Linked DNA regions of Mus musculus: region 2 is linked to region 1. The links are chromatin loops, found by intact Hi-C in ENCODE. Cell type or tissue: left cerebral cortex. All regions are shown on one strand.

Evidence for each region. Peaks named below come from ENCODE experiments on the same cell type or tissue, not always from the same donor. Only the 100,000 strongest peaks of a DNase experiment are listed, where the experiment ranks them.
Region 2: a loop joins it to region 1, with 3 times the contacts of the local background. A loop is called at or near these places in 8 of 42 quality-filtered maps.

Annotation. Positions count from the first base shown.
Region 1 is chr15:98,577,513-98,582,512 of GRCm38, reverse strand. All of the region lies in intron 1 of 4930415O20Rik (RIKEN cDNA 4930415O20 gene), which reads right to left. Among named protein-coding and RNA genes, the nearest start is that of 4930415O20Rik, 9.0 kb to the right of the region's middle. In left cerebral cortex, CTCF peaks have their summits at 2,221 (motif pointing left) and 2,817; a DNase peak (open chromatin) is centred at 2,228.
Region 2 is chr15:98,787,148-98,792,147 of GRCm38, reverse strand. Wnt1 (wingless-type MMTV integration site family, member 1) reads right to left here and starts at 2,291. Exons shown (of 4, transcript NM_021279.4): 1 at 1,856-2,291; 2 at 1,031-1,284; 3 at 191-456. The coding sequence starts at 1,959. In left cerebral cortex, CTCF peaks have their summits at 2,465 (motif pointing right) and 4,012; no DNase peak of the experiment used is centred here.

The DNA.
Region 1 (5,000 bases):
TTCTTTTTTCTTTTTTTCTTTCTTGTCAAACTGGGAGATATCCTTGGTAGCTTATAGCTTCCCCAGCCTGCCCAGGTTTGGAAGGTGCCGGCACGAAGGGTGGGTAAGAGACACGTGATTCCTGAGGAAATAGGAGGGACCGTGAATAGCTTCTTCTAGCATCGGGCCATATGTTGGGAGTTGCCACAAGAGTACATTTAATGCATTGACTGCACTTTGAAGACATCCTGGATGATACGAGAGTGCTTGGGTGGATCTTGGTCTCATCCTAACTAATGATGCAGAGTTTTCAGTCTTATAGGTTGTCATGTGAGCAGGGGATGGCTCTAGTATCTAGTTATTCACAGACTCGGTAACTCCTTGAAGTCTGACTTCTAGGTTAAGGGTTGGTTACAGGTTCTAATGGCAACAGTCATTATACAGTACTTGCAATTGTCTTGGTCTTGCTGGTTTACAAATGGTAATACCACTTAATGGGAAATTCATATGAGGTCAGGATGAGAGAAAATGTTATGGTATTGTACATAAAACCACTATGACTTCTGGGCTGGCTGGCCCAGTAGTCAGGACTGTTAGCTCGCTCTGCTAACTTGAGAACCAGAGTTTAATATCCTCACACTGACAAGGCTGGGTGGGGCCGCATGCGTTCATGCCTGTAACTCCAACACAGAGGAGACATAATAAACAGGGGGATCGCTGATGTTTGCTGGCTGCAATTCTAGTCAAAAAGTGGGAGTTCCAAGTTCTTCAGGAGCCCTTGCCTCAAAAGATCAAGGTAGAGAGAACGGTAGGACATCCCGGGCTCTCCTCCAGCTTCCGTGTGAGCACAGGCCTACTCATACACACACGCACACACACACACAAGTGCACACACACACACACAGAGACATCATATACACATAGAGCAGACATACACACAAACCTATTTTTAATTTGAAAATTATCCCTATCGAGGTCATATCCAATGGTATTGGCCTGGGGATATTAAGATGATTTGCTGACGTGTGTTCGAAGGGCTATCTGTACTTTCTGTCTTCCCTGATGACGCAAGGTCATTATCTGTGCTTCGGGAGGAAAGGGACAGAAGCAGGGGCCCAGGGAACCATATTCTCAGGGTAAGTTTGCCATGCAAGGCCAGTTTCGTGCTTTTGTGTCTTCCTTTAGTGGTGTGCCTGCTCATTCTGAATGTAGGGGAAGCAGATGGGGCATGAGCCGCAGAGCGACTTAATGCTTCAGACTACTTAGGTAAAGTGGATTTCCTAGAGATAAAGATAGCCAATACTCATGTGTCCCCTAATAAGTAGGGACTTAAAACAAACAAACAAAAACAAAAACAGAGAATTTAAGTCATTTGCCTGTGGTTGAGGTAGAAACATGAGTTTCCCCTGAATTGCTTGGATCCAGAGATTCTCTTTCTGATCATACACAACTGCATCTTGAAATAGCTATGTGGAGGTTTCCACATAGAGGAGAGACAGAGGACTTGGACTGACAGCATCAGACTCCTTAGAGATGTATACAGATATGCTGGAAAGATGGCTCAGTGGTTAAGAGCACTGGCTGCTCTTCTAGAGGTCCTGAGTTCAATTCCCAGCAACCACATGGTGGCTCACAACCATCTGTAATGGGATCCGATGCCCTCTTCTGGTGTGTCTGAAGACAGCTACAGTATACTCATATACATAAAATAAATAAATAAATAAAGAGAAATAAATAATTAAAGAGAGAGAGATATGCACAGATGTGACTGCTTACCTAAACTCAACCTTGAGTTGGATGGAAGATATGAAATATTAATCCAGAGGGAGAGCACATGGTCTCTGAGCTCTACTAAATGTAGGATGTAATTTCTGAAAGTCAGCACCGGAAGCAGGAAAGAGTGGAACTTAGTAGGTCGCTCTCCCAGTGAGCCGGACCAGTCCCAGTAAGGAAAAGCATGGAGGAAAGGCTGAGGAAAAGTGGCCCCTCTGCTGCTATAAAGTCACCAGTGTGGAAGTGGGCCGACTCTGGAGGCTTCATCGCTGGTTGGGAGGCACATGGACAGCTCCCTGTCTAGTTTCATGGATGAAACTTGATGGCTTGTGGTGGTTATAAGTGTGTGTGGTTTCAGGATACAGCTCCATACAGTTGTCCTATGTACAAAGGCACACAGAGGGTCCCTGGCCAAGGCCACTGTTGGCTGAACTGTGCCACACATGCTCCTGTTTGAAAAGCTGGAACTACAGTGCCCTCTGCTGGAGTTTACAGGCGAGCATGTCTTGGTTCTCAGCAAGTGGATCAGTCACCAGTCAGGTGGCTCAGAGAGACCAAGAAGCCTAAGATTGAGCAGGGGACATGGCAGGCAGGGTTGAAGGTATGTCCTTCCTTCCTCCTTTCCCTTCCTCTACAGGTGTGTGTGTGTGTGTGTGTGTGTGTGTGTGTGTGTGTGTGTGTCTTGCCTTACACCTTGTTAGAGACACGGTCTCTCTTGTTGCTGGCCTCTGCATATGTTAGGCTTACCTGTGCTGTCAGACTCTCCTATCTCCTCCCTGGGGCGTGACAGGAGTGTGCACTCCTGCATCAGGCTTTTAGGTATGCTCTTAAGATTGAATCTCAGGGGGGCTGGAGAGATGGCTCAGCGGTTAAGAGCACTGACTGCTCTTCCAGAGGTCCTGAGTTCAAATCCCAGCAACCACATGGTGGCTCACAACCATCTGTAACAATATCTGGCGCCCTCTTCTGGAGTGTCTGAAGACAGCTACAGTGTACTTACATATAATAAATAAATAATTTAAAAAAATGTTCCCTTTAAAAAAAAAAAAAGATTGAATCTCAGGCTGTCAGGTTCTCCTCACAAGTGTGGTACACAGTCAGCCACCTCCCAGTTCATCTATATTCTACATGAAGCTAACTCACTGCCTAGCCTGGGTTGAGCTGTTCCAGCCTCCCAAGTGCTGGGATTACAGCATGAGCCACCACCCTCAGCTCCTACTGTTTAATCTCTATGAGAAAAAGGTAGACCATCACCTCCATTTGCTGGTAAGGGGTCAGAAGCACTTTGGACCTGTGTAGTGTTGGCTCTTTCAGGCCACACAACCCTGGGTGCCACATGAAACTGAGGCTCTGCCTGTTAAGGACGGATCGAAGCTTGCTCCCTGTCCCTGTCCTCTTTGCATATTTTAAAAAGAGGTTTAATGTGTCTGTGTGTGCCTGAGAGTATGAACACCTCATGCCTTCTGTGTCCATGGAGACCAGAGGAGGACATCGGGATTGCCTGGATCTAGAGTTACAGATGATTGTGAGCTGCCAAGTGCATTCTGGGAACTGAACCCAGGTCCTCAGGAAGAGAAGCCAGTGTTCTTAACTACTGAGCCATCTCTCCAAGTCCTGTGGGTTTGTTTTATTTTTTTAATCAGGAGGAAAAGAAAGGAAGGATTCGGGACTGGAGGAATATCTGACTGTGTTGACTCAACTCAGTGAGTTTTCATTAAGACTGTAATAAGGGAACAAGAGGAGCTTTTTTTGAGTTGAATGTTTTAATACACTCACACCCACTAGGAGAGGGAGAAAAAAAATCATCCTTCAAAGAAAAAATTGTGATAAAAATATCCCATGGTAGTAAGTGTTTGGGAAGACGACTATTAAATAGGTTCTCTTACAGAGATGCCGGTGTGGCTGGCTGAAGGGCCACATCAGAGTGTGGCTGCTCTGAGCTGGCCGAGCAGGTTGAAGCCTGAGTGCATGTGGTCAGAACAAGGGTCAGGCTGCATGGGTGGAAGTACATTGTCCCCCTTTGTCTTCAGGAAGTATGCACTAAGTTCCTCAGTCAATGCCTTAGACTGTGGGCAGCGCTGTACTCTGTATGGACCATGGTTTTCCTGTATATACATCCCTGTAGTAAGGTTTAACCTATAGAGCATGAACACGAGGAAATTAATAACTAACAATAAGATAGTAACAATATACTAAAATAAAAATTCTGTAAATTACTGGAGAGATGGCTCAGCGGGTAAGAGCACTGACTGCTCTTCCAGAGGTCCTGAGTTCAATTCCCAGCAAGCACATGGTGGGTCACAACCATCTGTAATGGGATCTGATGCCTTCTTCTGGTGTGTCTGAAGACAGCTACAGTGTACTCACATATATAGAATAAATAAATCTTTAAAAAAATTCTGTAAATCGTATGTCTCTTAGAACCAATTATAGTGTACCCATTTGGTGTGAGGAGCAATCGAGCCTGAGAGAGCCTGAGGGATAGGATGGAATAAATGAATGATGGAGGTGTTATGTCCTTAGCATCAGTCACTGAACCATGGGAAGTACTGATGTCATTTATCACTCCCACCCCCAATGCTTAGGCCAGATCTAATTCCAAGAATCATTGTACATTCCCAAATTAAGGATCATGCTGCAAAATGTCCTGTATGCACACTACAAAAACATCAGTGCCATGAAACAGAGGCAGCAGAACCAGGCCACATTAGAGGAGACCGAAGGGCTATGCTCATTAAGTGCAGAGCTCAAGCCTTAATTAGACCCTTGAGGAAACATTTTGCTGTAAGGACATTAATGTGACAACTGGCAGAACAGGAATATTGGGCTGCAGGTAATTAGATGACACAGGAGCGCTAACGGTTTGCTAAACTGTATCTGTGCAGTTAATAGGTTCACTTACAGACAAAGCACGGATGGGCAGAATGACGATGAATAACTGTATCTGGGTGATAGTTCTTACGAAATGCAAACAGGCAGGGTGTAGTGGCTCACACTTTTAATCCTAGCATTTCTGAGCCAGAGGCAGGAGGATCTCTGTGAGTCTGAGCCAGCCTGGTTTACATAGCTAGTTCTAGGACAGGTGGAAATACATATTGAGACCGTGTCTCAAAATGGAAAAAGGAAGGAAGAAAGAAAGAAGGAAGAAAGAGAGAAAAAGAGAGTGAGAAAGAAAGAGAGAAAGAAAGAAAAAAGAAAAGAAAGAGGAAAGGAAGGAAGGAGGGAGGGAGAGAGAGAGAGAGAGAGAG
Region 2 (5,000 bases), 210 kb before region 1:
ACGTGTTGATAGCCTGCTAATCTCTTCTGTTCTGTCATCAGCTCAGGAACCTCTTTGCCCTCAACCACCACCTCTTCTCTGTCTTCCCTCCTAGAGTCCCACTCTCTCGGGAAGCCCCTTCCCTGTGCCTCTGTCCCCGTGCACCTGTCTTACATCTCCCCTGCCATTGGTTCCGGACACACCGACGTACCGTTCGCCCTGCCTCGTTGTTGTGAAGGTTCATGAGGAAGCGTAGGTCCCGCCCCTTCTCCCCGGAGTCCACGAACTCTCGGCCAAAGAGGCGACCAAAATCGATGTTGTCACTGCAGCCCCCCCAGTGCCAGTCGGGGCCCCCAGGGCCGCGCCGCCGGTAGTCGCAGGTGCAGGACTCGATGGAGCCTTCGGAGCAGGAGCGCGCCACGGAATGTGTGACCCCGGCGGAGGTGATTGCGAAGATGAACGCTGTTTCTCGGCAGCCTGTGGGTGAAGCGACCCCGCATCAGTTGAGAGAAGGCGTGGGGCCAACTCAGCACCCTGTTTGGAAGACTTGGTACCCTACAGTCCAACATCCTTGGAGTCATGTGTGCGAAGCATGGAATGCCCTCCTCTCTAAGCTTTACTGAGACTCCAGAGCCTTAGCAGAGCAGCTCCAAGGGGAGATTCCCAAGTAGAACAAATCTGCATAGCCAAGATCGCTACTAGTATTGGCAGTGCAAACTTTGCTGGGTGCGAAGCACAACCCTAGCTAGCCCTCAGAGATCAGCTTCCCAGGTACCTTTGAGGAAGGCTAGGGAAAAACAGCTGTCGCCCAGCGCCCACGATCCGGAATTCCCTTTCTGTGGGCCAGTGGCTCAGCAACGTTAAAGATCATGCTCACAACGCAAGGCTAGAAAGAATCTGGTGCTGACCTACGGTAACTGCCGGCACCAGGCGATTCTCAGTTTGATCACATATAACCCTGGGATGTCTTCCCTGCCTTCGCCCGCCTATGCCCTGGAGATGACCCTGCTTTTCCCTTAATCCCGGAAGCGTCGCTTTCCTGGGCACCCACCTCGGTTGACGATCTTGCCGAAGAGGTGGGGCCCCGGAGCAGTGGGGCAGTTCCAGCGGCGGTTTCGGAATTGCCATTTGCACTCTCGCACAGCGCTCTGGAGCCCTCCACTCACGCTGTGCAGGATCCCCGGGTTCTGTCGGATCAGTCGCCGCTGCTTGCGGCTCAGCAGCTGCAGACTGGGCTCGAGCACCAGCTGCAGACTCTTGGAATCCGTCAACAGGTTCGTGGAGGAGGCTATGTTCACGATGCCCCTGGCGGGATGCATAAGGGTTCAGTCCAGGGGAGGGGACCTGCATCCTAACCATACAGGCTGTACCACCCTATCCTTGCCTGGCCCTGAGCTCCAGAGTCTAGTGAGTGGACAGAAAAGGCATGGCTACCTTAGCTCTTCCTTTCTTCAAGTCAGCCCCCGAGGAGAAACCCCACCTGCAGCCTTGCCCACCTTGAAAAACTTAGGAATTCCACTCCCTCACCTCAAAGCTAATATCTGGTTTTTTTTTTTTTTTTTTTTTTTTTTTTGGTTCAAGACCTAAGGGACACCTGAGCACCCACCACAGCGAGGTTGGGACCTGTTGCTCAGCAGAAACGGGGTCGTATTAAATGGGAATGGTCTCTGAGCCTGGTGTATCTGGGCTTCTGCATGCCAATGATGTGCCCCCACTTCAGCAGAGCTAGTTCTAGGTGTGAGCACCCTGGATGTGAAGTCACAATGCACGAGGGGGGTCTGTAGGTTGGTGATCCCCACAGCGTGGGAGCTGGGTAAGGCCCGTGCCTGGCTCTTTGCCCCAGGACAAGTGGCGGACCCCGTACTAGCTCACTTACCACCATCGGCCACTACTGTTGGCAGCCAGGGCTGCGGGCAGAGCGGTCAGTGCCAGTAGCAACGTAGTAGAAACCCAGCTGGGCAGCAGCGCCCAGAGCCCCATGGCCTGCCTGGCCTTGCTGGTTCTGTGCTGCGGTTCTGACGACTGTGGTTGCTGTCCGCGACGGTGGGACTGGACACAGCGGTGAGGGCAGTGATGCGAGTTCCCAGGCTGGCTCTAATAAGTCTGGAGGCGGGCCGCAGGCAGCATGGTTCGCTGTCCTGGCTGCTGGGCTGAAGCAGCCACTGCGGGAGGCACCGCCTCTTATAGGCCTCTTATAGTTGCGGCGCTGACTGCAGTGAGAAGAGGCTGCCCCTCCGGGCCCGGGCGGCACTAAAAGCACCAGGGCGCACTGGTCAGGGCCACAGACAATGAGTGGCGAGCGAAGCTGTGGCTCTTGCCGGTCTGAGCAAAGAGCTGACAGGCTAACCGTCGGGGCTCACCCCCGCCCCCTGCCTGGTGGCCCCCGCCTCCAGGTCTGCACTGGCCGCCGACCCCTCCCCTTGGGATGGCCTCCCACGCGCGCCGGCCTCACTCTTCTGCGCGTCCGGAGCCCGTCGGGGACCAGCATCCGCCAGGGGGCGCGGAGACAATGCGCTGGGGACAACCTGTTTGCAGCCTGGATTGCCTCCCCCACACGCGCCGGTGGGGCTGTCCTCTCGAAGTCCGTCTCCTCTGTCCCCCCTACGCTGTGGTCTCTTCTCTTCCCTATTCTGAATGGCAGGATGAAAGTTGTGGTTCTAGCCAGCGACTCCGTGGAGACACTTCCTCACCCAGGAACCCCGACGGCTGGACAGAGAAGGAAAAGAAGGAGACAGAGCATGGGTGGAGCTGTGGTCAGGGATTCCCGGGCGTGGGGTGTAGGGGTAGGCTGAGCAAACCGAGCTGGTGGCAGTGAGAAACTCAGAAGCGCCCAGCAGTTTGCCTCTGTGGGCTAGGGGGAGTGTAAGCGTCGGTGTGTCACCCGTGAGATTAAGTCAAAGTGTACATGTGTTCTGAGGGTGCACGCTCCTGTGTATTGGTGTATCCAGAAACTTCTAACGAAGAACATTTTGAGCCCTTTCCAAATAATTGTGTAATTTGGCTCAGGACAGGGAGAGCATGAAGTCATTTTGTTACAGTCACCACTTAACGCAGTGTATCAGGAAGGAGGTGGGGCTGTGACAGGAGACGTCCAGAAGGCTGCAATTGTGTTTGCAGGTGGGTGCATGAGTGTGTGTGTGTGTGTGTGTGTGTGTGTGTGTGTGTGTTTGTGATTAACGACGTGCACTCATAGGTGTCATTCTGTCGCTCTGGGTACCTAGTGTCACCCTATGGCACCTTGAGTCAACCTGTGCTTATCATTAGATGTGCTAGTCATGAAGATGAACCGGGCTTGTTTCTCTGGCAACTAGGCTCAGAAAGGATAGGACCACCAGCCGAGTAGCTGTCAGATGGAGCTGAAGACCTGAGGGAAAGAATGCTTGTGGGAAGAAGCTGGCTCCTTTTGGTTTTGTTGTTGCTGGTTTTGTGACCGGATCTTGCTGTGTGACCCTACCTAACATAAAGGTTTAATATGTAGAACCCATGATGGTCCAGTGACTGCTGGGATTACAGGCCTATTCCGCCACCGTACCTGCCCAACTCAAGATGAACATAATTGGGGGGAATGAGAGATGGCTCAGTGGCTAAAAGCACTGACTGCTCTGCCAGAGGCCCCGGACTCTGTTCTCAGCACCCAAGTGGTGGCTTATAGCCACCTGTAACTCCAGTTCCAGGGAATCAGGTGATGTCTGAGCCCCACTGACACCAAGCACACACAGGTGCACGTATACATACATACATACATACATACATACATACATACATACATACATAAAATAAATCTCCTGAAACAGTTTTTTAAAGAAAGATTAGCAAATTTGTGCCTCCATGTGTTTCCTGATTTTAGTTGGATTTTTTTTCTCCCAGGTTTCTGCAGTGTCCCCACCCCCCACCCCCATTTTCTCCCACTCTTACCCAAGAGCCTTAACTCTTCCATTGTGGATTCTACTTTCCTCCTGATTCCAGTGATCTTCAGGGTCATGGCAGCCTTGGAGTATCAGGCTGCTGTTCCCAATGTGGGATGCAGAGGGCACTGCCAGCCTGGTTATCACGCACCACTGTCACACAGGGAAGCGCCCCCTTCCCAGGATCTTAATATTTCTCCTCTCTTCTATTTCACAGAGGAGATGCTTGGTAAGGCAGTGTCTTCAGGTCCCAGGTCCCTGCTAATAAATGAATCCATGTTAAAGCCACATTCCCAGGAACTGGGATACCGTGTTTGCCTCGCTTGCATGAAGCCCTAGTTTGGATCACCAGCACTGCAAAAGCCAGGAATTGGTGGCGCATGACTGTAACCCCAGCACTTGGGAGGCAGGAAGATCAGAAGTTCAAGGCTATTCCTCACCTCCCAGCATTCTGTAGACACTCTCAAAAACCCAAAGCAAGGCCTGTGGTGGTGCAAGCCTTCAACCCTAACACTTGGAAGGCAGAGGCAGATGGATCTCTGTGAGTTCGAGGCTAGCCTGGTCTACATTGAGAGTTGCAGGGCAGCCAGGGCTACATGGAGAATCCCTGACTAAGGGGACAAGGAAGCACTTGCTGCCAAGCCTGAGGATATGAGTCCCCGAGCGTCGCTGGATGGAAGGAGAGAAGACTGACCTCTGACCTCCACAGGCATCCAGTGTCCCATGCACACACATGCACATGCAGACAAAGTAAATAAGAAAACAAATTAAATGTAGGCTGGACGGATAGATGGTTCATTGGTTAAGGGGACTTACTGCTCTTCCAGAGGACCTGAGGTGTTTCCCAGCACCCAGGTCAGGCAGCTTATAACTGTCTGTAACTCCTGCTCCTGCTTTCTCCAAGGACGTTCCCACACAAATGTGAATACGCATATGGGCATAAACAAAAAGCTACAAAGTGAACCTTTAATTTTTTTTAATGTGTGAACAAAACAACAACAGCAAACAAAACAAAACAAAACAAAAAAAAAAAAGAAAGGCCTCCCCAAAACAAAGAAGACCCAGCAGATGAAAGAAAGTGTTTGCTGAGCTGGGCGTGGTGGCACACGCCTTTAA